Linked DNA regions of Homo sapiens: region 1 is linked to region 2. Evidence: chromatin contacts called from ENCODE Hi-C data. All regions are on one chromosome and are shown on one strand. The core of a region is the stretch at or near the end of the contact, and the rest is flanking DNA. Distances in the headings are between cores, read along the strand shown.

Region 1 (4,401 bases), core at 957-3,456, 49 kb after region 2:
GGTCAGCTCACTGAGGCTGGGTCCTGGGTGTCTACTGATGGAGACAGCAAAAGGTAATGGGTAAGAGTGGGCTTACTCATAGAACCTGGAAGGTCTAGGTGGAACCCCCATCCTTCCGCTTACCTGCTTTGTGACCTTGGGGAATTTAGTGAGACTTGCTTTCCTCTTCTGTAAAATGTGGAGAGAACTTACTTAATACCTGCTCTTATCATGTTCACCAATGGCCTTTGTGTTAGTTTCTTAGGGCTGCTGAAACAAATTACCATGAATTTGGTGATTTCACAGAAATTTATTCTCTCATAGTTCCCGAGGCCAGAAGTCTGAAACAGTATCACTGGGCCAAAATCAAAGTGTTGGCAGGCTGCCCTCCCACCAGAAGCTCTAGTGGAGAATCCATTCCTTGCCTCTTCTAGCTTTTGGTGGCTGCCGGCACTCCCTGGCTTGTATCCTTCCAGCCTTCCTCCGTGGCCACACAGCCTTCTCCTTGGTGTTCATTGAATCTCCCTCTGCCCCCGTCTTATAAGGACACTTGTCACTGGATTTAGGACCCAACCAGATAACCCAGGATCCTTCTCAAAGTCATTAATCGAATCACGTTTGCAAAACCTCCTTTTCCAAATCAGGTAACATTTACAGGTTCCAAAAAGTAGAATGTATATCTTTGGGGGCCATTTTAACCTGCTGTATCGTCTATATTGTTATGTCTCTAAACATTTCCTGCCTCAGGACTCGGTCCTTGGGCCTCTTATCTTTGTTACTTCCTCCCTTAGGGACCTCACTGGGTGGCAAGGACCTTTCCCTTTCTGGTAATGATCCTCACTCAGTCACATGACTTTAAATCATCTTGCATGCTGGCGACTCCAGCCCAGTTCTCTGAACTCCATGTGTCCCCCTGACATCTTCACTGACCATCCAATAGGCAACTTGAATGTAGGACATCCAAGCCTGAGCCCCAGATGTTCTCCCCTATCCTGTTCTTCCTGCTGCCTTCCCTACCTTGAAGGATGGAAGTCTGTCCTTGCAGTGGCTCACAGGAAAGCCTGAGCACCAGCTTCCACCCCTGTTTCTCGCCCTACACCCCAACTCATCAGCAAGTCCTGTGGCTGATAGATCCAGATTCTGACCAATTTCCATCACCCCACTGCCACCACCCCACTCTGAACCAGGATGACCTCTTTCCTGGATGAGTGAAGAGTCTCTAAATGGACTTTCTGCATCCGTCCAGGTCATTCTTTGGTTTCTTCCCAACACAGCAGATGGAGTGAGCCTCAGGTTAAAATCTAAGTAAAATCCCATCACTCCTCACTGGCCCTCCCCTCCCCTCCCCTCCCCTGCCTTCCCTTCCCTTCCCTTCCCTTCCCTTCCTCTCCCTTCCCATCCTCCCCTCCCCTCCCGTCCCCTCCCCGCCTTCCCTTCCCTTTTTTTGAGATGGAGTTTTGCTCTTGTTGCCCAGGCTGGAGTGTAATGGGGCGATCTCAGCTCACTGCAACCTCCACCTCCCGAGTTCAAGGGATTCTCCTGCCTCAGCCTCCCGAGTAGCTGGGATTACAGGCACGCACCACCGTGCCTGGCTAATTTTTTGTATTTTTAGTAGAGATGGGGTTTCACCATGTTGGCCAGGCTGGTCTCGAACTCCTGACCTCAGGTGATCCACCCACCTCAGCCTTCCAAAGTGCTGGGATTACAGAGGTGAGCCACCACGCCCGGCCCCTCCTCCTTGGTTTCTTAACCTTATTCAGAATAGAAGCCAAAGTTCTTGTGATAACTTCAAAGAACCCCCCCTCCCCCAACCCGCCTCCATCTCCTCCTGCTTCTGCCTCTGGCACTTCTCTCCAGGCATCCTGCCTCCTTGCTCCTCTGTCATCATGCCTGACACAAGCCTGCCTCAGGGCTTTTGCCCTTGCTGTTCCTTCTGCCTAGAACTCTCTGCCCTCACCCCCTCACTCTTCTTTAGGCATTGCTCAAATGTCACCCTCGCAGAGAGGTCTTTCCTCTCTATCATATTTCAGAGGGCTATGCCCGCCCCTGTATCCTCCAACCCACACTTAACACCACTTTACATGTTACTCATTCATTTTGTTTTTCGTCTGCCTGCTGTGACTAGAATATAAGCTCCAGTAGGGAAGAGCCTTTGTCTCCTTTGTTTACTGCTCACCCCTCCCCATGTGTTTTGCAGTGTTCAGTTGTGACTTTGAATATTGCTTTCCTTCTCCATTTAACGTCATGTCCAAATGTTCACGTTTCTTCATAGTCTTTATAACCATGCTTCGTAAAGGATGTGGGCTCTTAATAAATATTTATTGAATGAGCGAGTGAATGAATGAATCAGGGTTCTGAGATGATGAAACAAGATGTGCATGTGAAGTTCGTGGCTCAGCATCTAGCACAGAGCAAGCATTCAAGAGGGGTTAGTTATCACCATCACCATCAATGTTATTAAGATTCCATTAAGTCTTTGGGCAAACATAATCTGAAAATTCTTTGCACGCACCTGCAACCCCACCCCACCCCGCCCAAGGCTTCTTCTCAGCCTTGTTCTGCTAGTTGCCTTTTTTTTTTTTTTTTTTTTTTTTTTTTTGAGATGCAGTCTCGCTCTGTCACCCAGGCTGGAGTGCAGTGGCGTGATCTTGGCTTACTGCAACTTCCGCTTCCCAGGTTCAAGTGATTCTCCTGCCTCAGCCTCCTGAGTAGCTGGGAACACAGGTGCCCGCCACCACACCCGGCTAATTTTTATATTTTTATTAGAGACGGGGTTTCACCATGTTGGCCAGGCTGGTCTTGAACTCCTGACCTCATGATCCACCCCCTTTGGCCTCCCAAAGTGCTGGGATTACAGGTGTGAGCCACCATGCCTGGCCTGGTAGCTGCCTATTCTTGTGCGGCTGAGTTTCAGGCCCCAGCATGGGAATTTGCATTTCCCATGTGTGTTTCTCCTTGCTGGGAGCAGCCTTTCATCTCACCTCTTGAAGCCCTTTGGAATCTGGATTCTGTTTCACTTCTTTGTGTTTCAGAACACACAAAGCTCTGCAAAAATCTTTCCTAGCTTCCTAGCCGGCTTCCTCATTTGATCTCTATAACACTCTTCATTTTGCAAAAGAAGAAACTGAAGCTGAAGGAAGTTAACTTAATCTCCTCATTCATCCTTTTATTTAAGAAGTAACTATTGAGTGCTGCGCTAGGTGGTAAGGACGCCAGGGAATGGGTCCAGCAGTACTGCGGGACAGTATGTCCTGCAAGGATTGACCTCAGGCGGGTGGGTGTTTCTCCAGCATGAGCTTTTGCTCTCTTATCCCAGCCACTGGCCCGTCCATCCTGGGAGGTCCTTCAGGGAGACATGGGACTGTGCCCTCAGAGTCATGGGCCCGCTTGGTGCCAAAGGGTTCCCTCTGCATCTTCACTTGCTGGACAGTGGCAGAGAAAAGATGCTTGTCCTGTATCCTTTGGGTGGGCTCCATGAGGGACCAATACTCCACTGGACTGTAAGCTCCACAGAGGCAGGGACCTTTCTGTCTTGTGCAAACTGCCTGATCCCTCCCTGCATGGCCCAGTGTATGCTCTGGAGTGGGTGCTCAGTAAGTATTTCTTGGTTCAATCATGAGATGCCTATCATAGAAGAGAAAGCTCCCAAACAATGTTGAGAACCGGGGAACATTATGATGGGGGGCCCACGGCTTGAACAGAGCCACTGCATACCTCCAGCTCCTTAGCCTCTGGGTGCTGTTTCCTCTGCAATGTGAACTGCAAGGCCCACACTGCTTTGCCCTTCCTGCCCGGCTTCCAAGCTCTTGGGCATTCTCAAGGCAACGTTAAAGTAAGCTGCGTACATACTAAGGCTAAGGCACCTAGATCTCCAGGAAAGAGGCCTCTTGACAGAGGGGGTTCGGATGGCATAAGATGGTTGTTCTAGTTACAAAGCCCAGGCTGGGAAAATTTTAAGACGAGACTCTAGACTCAGCATGGCCTCCAACTCACTCTGTAACTGTGGGTCTAGTCTCCCATCTATAGAATAAATGGGGACAGATGTGATGGCTCACACTTGTAATCTCAGTACTTTGGGAAGCCAAGGCAGAAGGATCCCTTGAGTCCAGGAGTTTGAAGCTGCAGTGAGCTATGATCACGCCACTGCACTCCAGCCTGGGTGACAGAGCAAGATCTTGTTTCTCTTAAAAAAAAAAAATTAATTAATTAAAAAAAACAATAAAGGGATTATTTAGGGCTTAGGCTTACTAAAGCTCTGATCCCTATAGCTATATGGATCAGCCAGTCTCTTGAAACAACTGATTTCTGTCACTCCCAGATGGCTGGAGAACAGGTCTTCTCTATGGCAAGCTACAGACATATCAGACCAGTTTTGCTGTGGGCCAGGAAACTGCAGCCTCCCTAGAAGCTATTTTTTCCTGC
Region 2 (4,284 bases), core at 1,035-3,534:
CAAGGTTTTCTTAAAGTATTGATTCGCTCTTAATGACATTGTAAGAGGTTTTGATTTTTAATTCTGTTATCTTTTTCTTTTTGAAACTTCTGAGATTTATATTTTGCAAGTTCAACTTTTGCTGTGCTCGGCTACATGTAATTTGCAGGTCATGTATCATTGCTTTCTGTTTTTCCTCCTCTTGAAAAGATATATCTTTTTGCTTGGCTGGGGTGATAACTCTTTCCACCTTTTCATCCATTCCTATAACTTTTTTCTCTAGTTCTAATTCTGATGTTGTGGCCTGCTGCTGAAATGTTTATCTTGAAGTTCTAGAAAAGCAATGTTTTCCTCCAGTGTAACTTGATTCCATTCTCTTGGCTTTTCTTGATGTGTCTGAATTGGTCAATGTAATTTGGAGACTTCCCATACAAAGAACCATGTATTCCCCTGATCAAGGTAATGGTTTTCTTGTTTACATTCCTCTGTGATGCAGTGTTCACTCATCACCCTGGAAACACTTCCTGTGTCTGCGTCTGTTTAAATTTAAATATCCTTTTCATCAGGCTTGGCTTCCAGGTTATCTAAATTGGCTTCTCATAAGGAGAAGCAATCACACCACAGGAGGTTATTCTTTACCTTTTTGGTAGCTGACTGAAAAACCAAAGATTTTACATTTTGTCAAGATAATTCCTGTGTTGCCTTTATTAGGTTTCTTGATTACTTAGGAAAACTGAGCTGTAAATGGGTTAAGGGTTTTATATTCATGTAACTTTCTGTATGGCCCCTGAGGTCTTTTGATTGTCACACTGGTTAAATAAATAACTATTATTTTACAAAGACAATGACCTGTAATTTTGTTTTGTTCCAATGTTTTGAAACTTCTGACATATTTGACGTATTTTCCAAGGGTGAAAATCCTAAATTAAGTCTTTTTGGATTAAATATTAGGTTGGTGCAAAAGTAATTGCAGTTTTAATTGCAGTTTTTGATCTAATATATGTATTTGGTGAATTATATGGAAAACAATGACAATAAATGATACTAATCTTCCTTCAGTTACATCTATGGGTATGTTGTTGATATAAATGTTCCAAAAAGTATGTAAATTATAAAAACCCAATATGTTATCAGTCATAATTTTGATTATGTTAATTTTTTCTAAAATTATATGGCTATGTTATTAATATGAGTATTCTAAAGATTACATAAAATTTATAAAAGTCTAATGGTCCTGATATGACACTGTCAGTCATAGTTGTGGTTGTTATCTTAAAATGCTACATGCAATGGAAATAACTAAATTTCTTTGTCAATTGGGAATTTTCATCAGATTTAACCTATGGCTATTCAAAGTTTTTGTGATCATAGCTTTTTTTTTTCTTTAAATTGAGACAGAGTCTCACCCTGTCACCCAGGGTGGAGTGCAGTGGTGCAGTCTCAGCTCTCAGCAACCTCCATCTGCCAGGTTTATGCGATTCTCCTGTTTCAGCCTCCCGAGTAGCTAGGATTATAGGCGTGCACCACCTCGCCTGGCTAATTTTTTGTATTTTTAGTAGACACAGGATTTTGCCACGTTGCCCAGGCAGGTCACGAACTCCTGAGCTCAAGTGATCCACCCGCCTCGGCCTCCCAAAGTGCTGGGATTACAGGCCAGAGCTATTGTTTTGAAATCTTCTCTAGAAACATTTGCAATCAGCTATACTCCAAAACTGCTTTCCATGGAAGAGACTCTAACAAGTCCTTTTGAATACAGATTTCCGATAACTTTAAGAATAATAGACTAAATAAAAACTTCCATAAAAAGTTGTACATCAAGATCACTAACCCAACATCAAACAAAACAAGAATTACACGGGACTGCACTCATAGAGGACTAAAATGATTTTTATGACTTTTAAAAAAATTGCTAATTCTTTTTATATTCTGTTTTCCAACGTCAAAAAGTTTTCCTTCTTTTGAGCCACCTTACAACAATTGGGTAAAGTATGCTTTTGTGAACAAAATTAAGACACTTATTTTCTCTTTACCCAAATTCTCCAGAATATGGAAACTATTCCTCAACAGCTAAGGCCAAAATAATATCACCCAGCAACTGTATGTGATTCATTATTCAGGAAAACAGCACATAGCCTTGTGTCATGTTCTGCCCCATGTTGCTAACAACCTGCCTGCAATAACAAGGTTCTTTCTTTGCATTGAGAGATGAGACTTCCTGGGAATGAGCCTTCTCAGTGCCTAGGGATAAAGAATGTCTATCACTCTAACCTAAGTGGAGATTTATCATCAGTGCTTCCACATGAAGATTTTTGATCAAAAAGGGGAAATGATAACTTACAGGTCACCTTTGGCAGGCTTCCAAATTAACCACCTGGGAAAGGTCTTATGATTCATGGCTTACATCCTGTCTCTGAGTAACAAATCTTTTTTTTTTTTTTCGAGACAGAGTCCTGCTCTGTCGCCCAGGCTGGAGTGCAGTGGCGCGATCTCGGCTCACTGCAAGCTCCATCTCCCAGGTTCACGCCATTCTCCTGCCTCAGCCTCCTGAGTAGCTGGGACTACAGGTGCCCGCCACCACGCCCGGCTAAGTTTTTGTATTTTCAGTAGAGACGGGGTTTCACCTTGTTAGCCAGGATGGTCTCGATCTCCTGACCTCATGATCCACCCGCCTCGGCCTCCCAGAGTGCTGGGATTACAGGCGTGAGCCACCGCGCCTGGCCCCTCTGAGTAACAAATCTTATTGTGAGTCCCTCAAATCTTATTGTGAGTTCCTCAAATTTTTGATGTACTGATTAATATGTAACCTATTAACACTGAAACGGACACTGATTTGTTTCTGATGCATGAAGTTTTGCTGATTGTCTTGCTGTAGGACATTTTGGCCAGTATGCTGTAAACTGTAGCCGATGATTGTAACCTCTGAATTGAACCCACCAATAAAAAAGAGCAACTCTGATATGAGAAGACCCCCTCCCTTCTCCTAAACGTTCTTATAATGGCATTCCAACTTGTAACAGACTTTGGAACACACCTAAATTCGTTGGTGTGTCTTCCCAGGTTGATGCTCACATTTGACTTCTGCTAAAGCTTTTTCAATTTATTTCAGCCTCAAGAGCCTTAATTTTGATCAACAGTGTATAGATTTATTTTAAGGAATAGGTGCATGAATAATGGAAGTTGGCAAGCCTAAAATTCACAGGATAGGCCATCCTGCTGGAGACCCAGGAAAGAGCCACAGTTGCAGTTCTTGTCTGAAACCATCTGCTGGCAGAATTCCCTCTTGCTTGGGGGAGAGCAATCTTTTGTTTTATTCAGGCTGTCAGGTGATTGGATGAGGCCCACCGACTCATGGAGGGCACTCTACCCAAAGTCCACCAATTTAAATGTCAAACTCATCCAAAAACACCCACACAGAAACATCCAGAATAATGTTTGACCAAATACCTGGGCACCATGGCCCAGCCAAGTGGACACACAAAATTAACCATCATAGCTCCCTTGATGGGGGACTGAGGTAGGCTTTTGGATCAAGGAGGGGATGTTTTACACCTCAGTGAGGCTTTGCCCTCCACTTGGGACCCTGGATTCTGTTTGTGAAAGGTCCTGATTGAAGACAGGAGAAGGAGTGGTAACCACAGACTGAGGGTGGGGGATCGCAGACTACACGGCTGTGTCCACAATATCAGGTTCCAAAGGTGGGAAATAAGAGATAACACTAGGATGGCCGGGCGTGGTGGCTCATGCCCGTAATCCCAGCACTTTGGGAGGCCGAGGGGAGCAGATCACGAGGTCAAGAGATTGAGACCATCCTGGCCAACATGGTGAAACCCCGTCTCTACAAAAAATACAAAAATTAGCTGGGCGTGGTGGCTCACGCCTGTAGTCCCAGCTACTCGGGAGGCTGAGGCAGGAGAATTGCCTGAACCTGGGAGGTGGAGTGAGCCGAGATCCTGCCACTGCACTCCAGCCTGGCAACAGAGTGAGACTCCGTCTCAAAAAAAAAAAGAAAAAAGATATTAACACTAGAACTAATGACAAATACCTGAATAGTGCCTACCATGTGCCAACAGTGTCCTAAGGACTTTGTATATTTTAATGCAATTAGTCCCCCAGTAACCTTGTGATATAGTACTCTTATTATCCCCACCGTACAAATGGTAAAAAAAAAAAAAAAAAAAAAAACTGAGGCTAAGCTGGGGTTTGAACCCAGGGAGTCTAACTCTAGAGATTTCACTCTGAATTACTGATCTATACTGAAGGGCAAGTTAGGAATGGCTTGACTAAGATTAGAGATAAAAACCAGGA

The links. A loop is a pair of places that touch in the nucleus more often than their neighbours do.
Region 1: a loop to region 2 is called in a map of mammary epithelial cell, with 12 times the contacts of the local background. The contact joins two enhancer-like sites. A Hi-C loop is called at or near these places in 3 of 168 maps with a recorded cell type or tissue (PC-3, mammary epithelial cell and transverse colon).

Annotation. Positions count from the first base shown.
Region 1 is chr17:5,882,090-5,886,490 of GRCh38, forward strand. The region is part of intron 2 of LOC339166 (a long non-coding RNA gene); the gene reads left to right. Among named protein-coding and RNA genes, the nearest start is that of WSCD1, 190 kb to the right of the region's middle. Within about 2 kb of position 2,207, at least 3 of the 41 ENCODE cell types and tissues checked have a DNase peak (open chromatin) inside an H3K27ac peak, as active enhancers do; they include PC-3 and mammary epithelial cell, where a contact is called at or near this core.
Region 2 is chr17:5,832,592-5,836,875 of GRCh38, forward strand. All of the region lies in intron 1 of LOC339166 (a long non-coding RNA gene), which reads left to right. Among named protein-coding and RNA genes, the nearest start is that of WSCD1, 240 kb to the right of the region's middle. Within about 2 kb of position 2,285, at least 5 of the 41 ENCODE cell types and tissues checked have a DNase peak (open chromatin) inside an H3K27ac peak, as active enhancers do; they include PC-3 and mammary epithelial cell, where a contact is called at or near this core.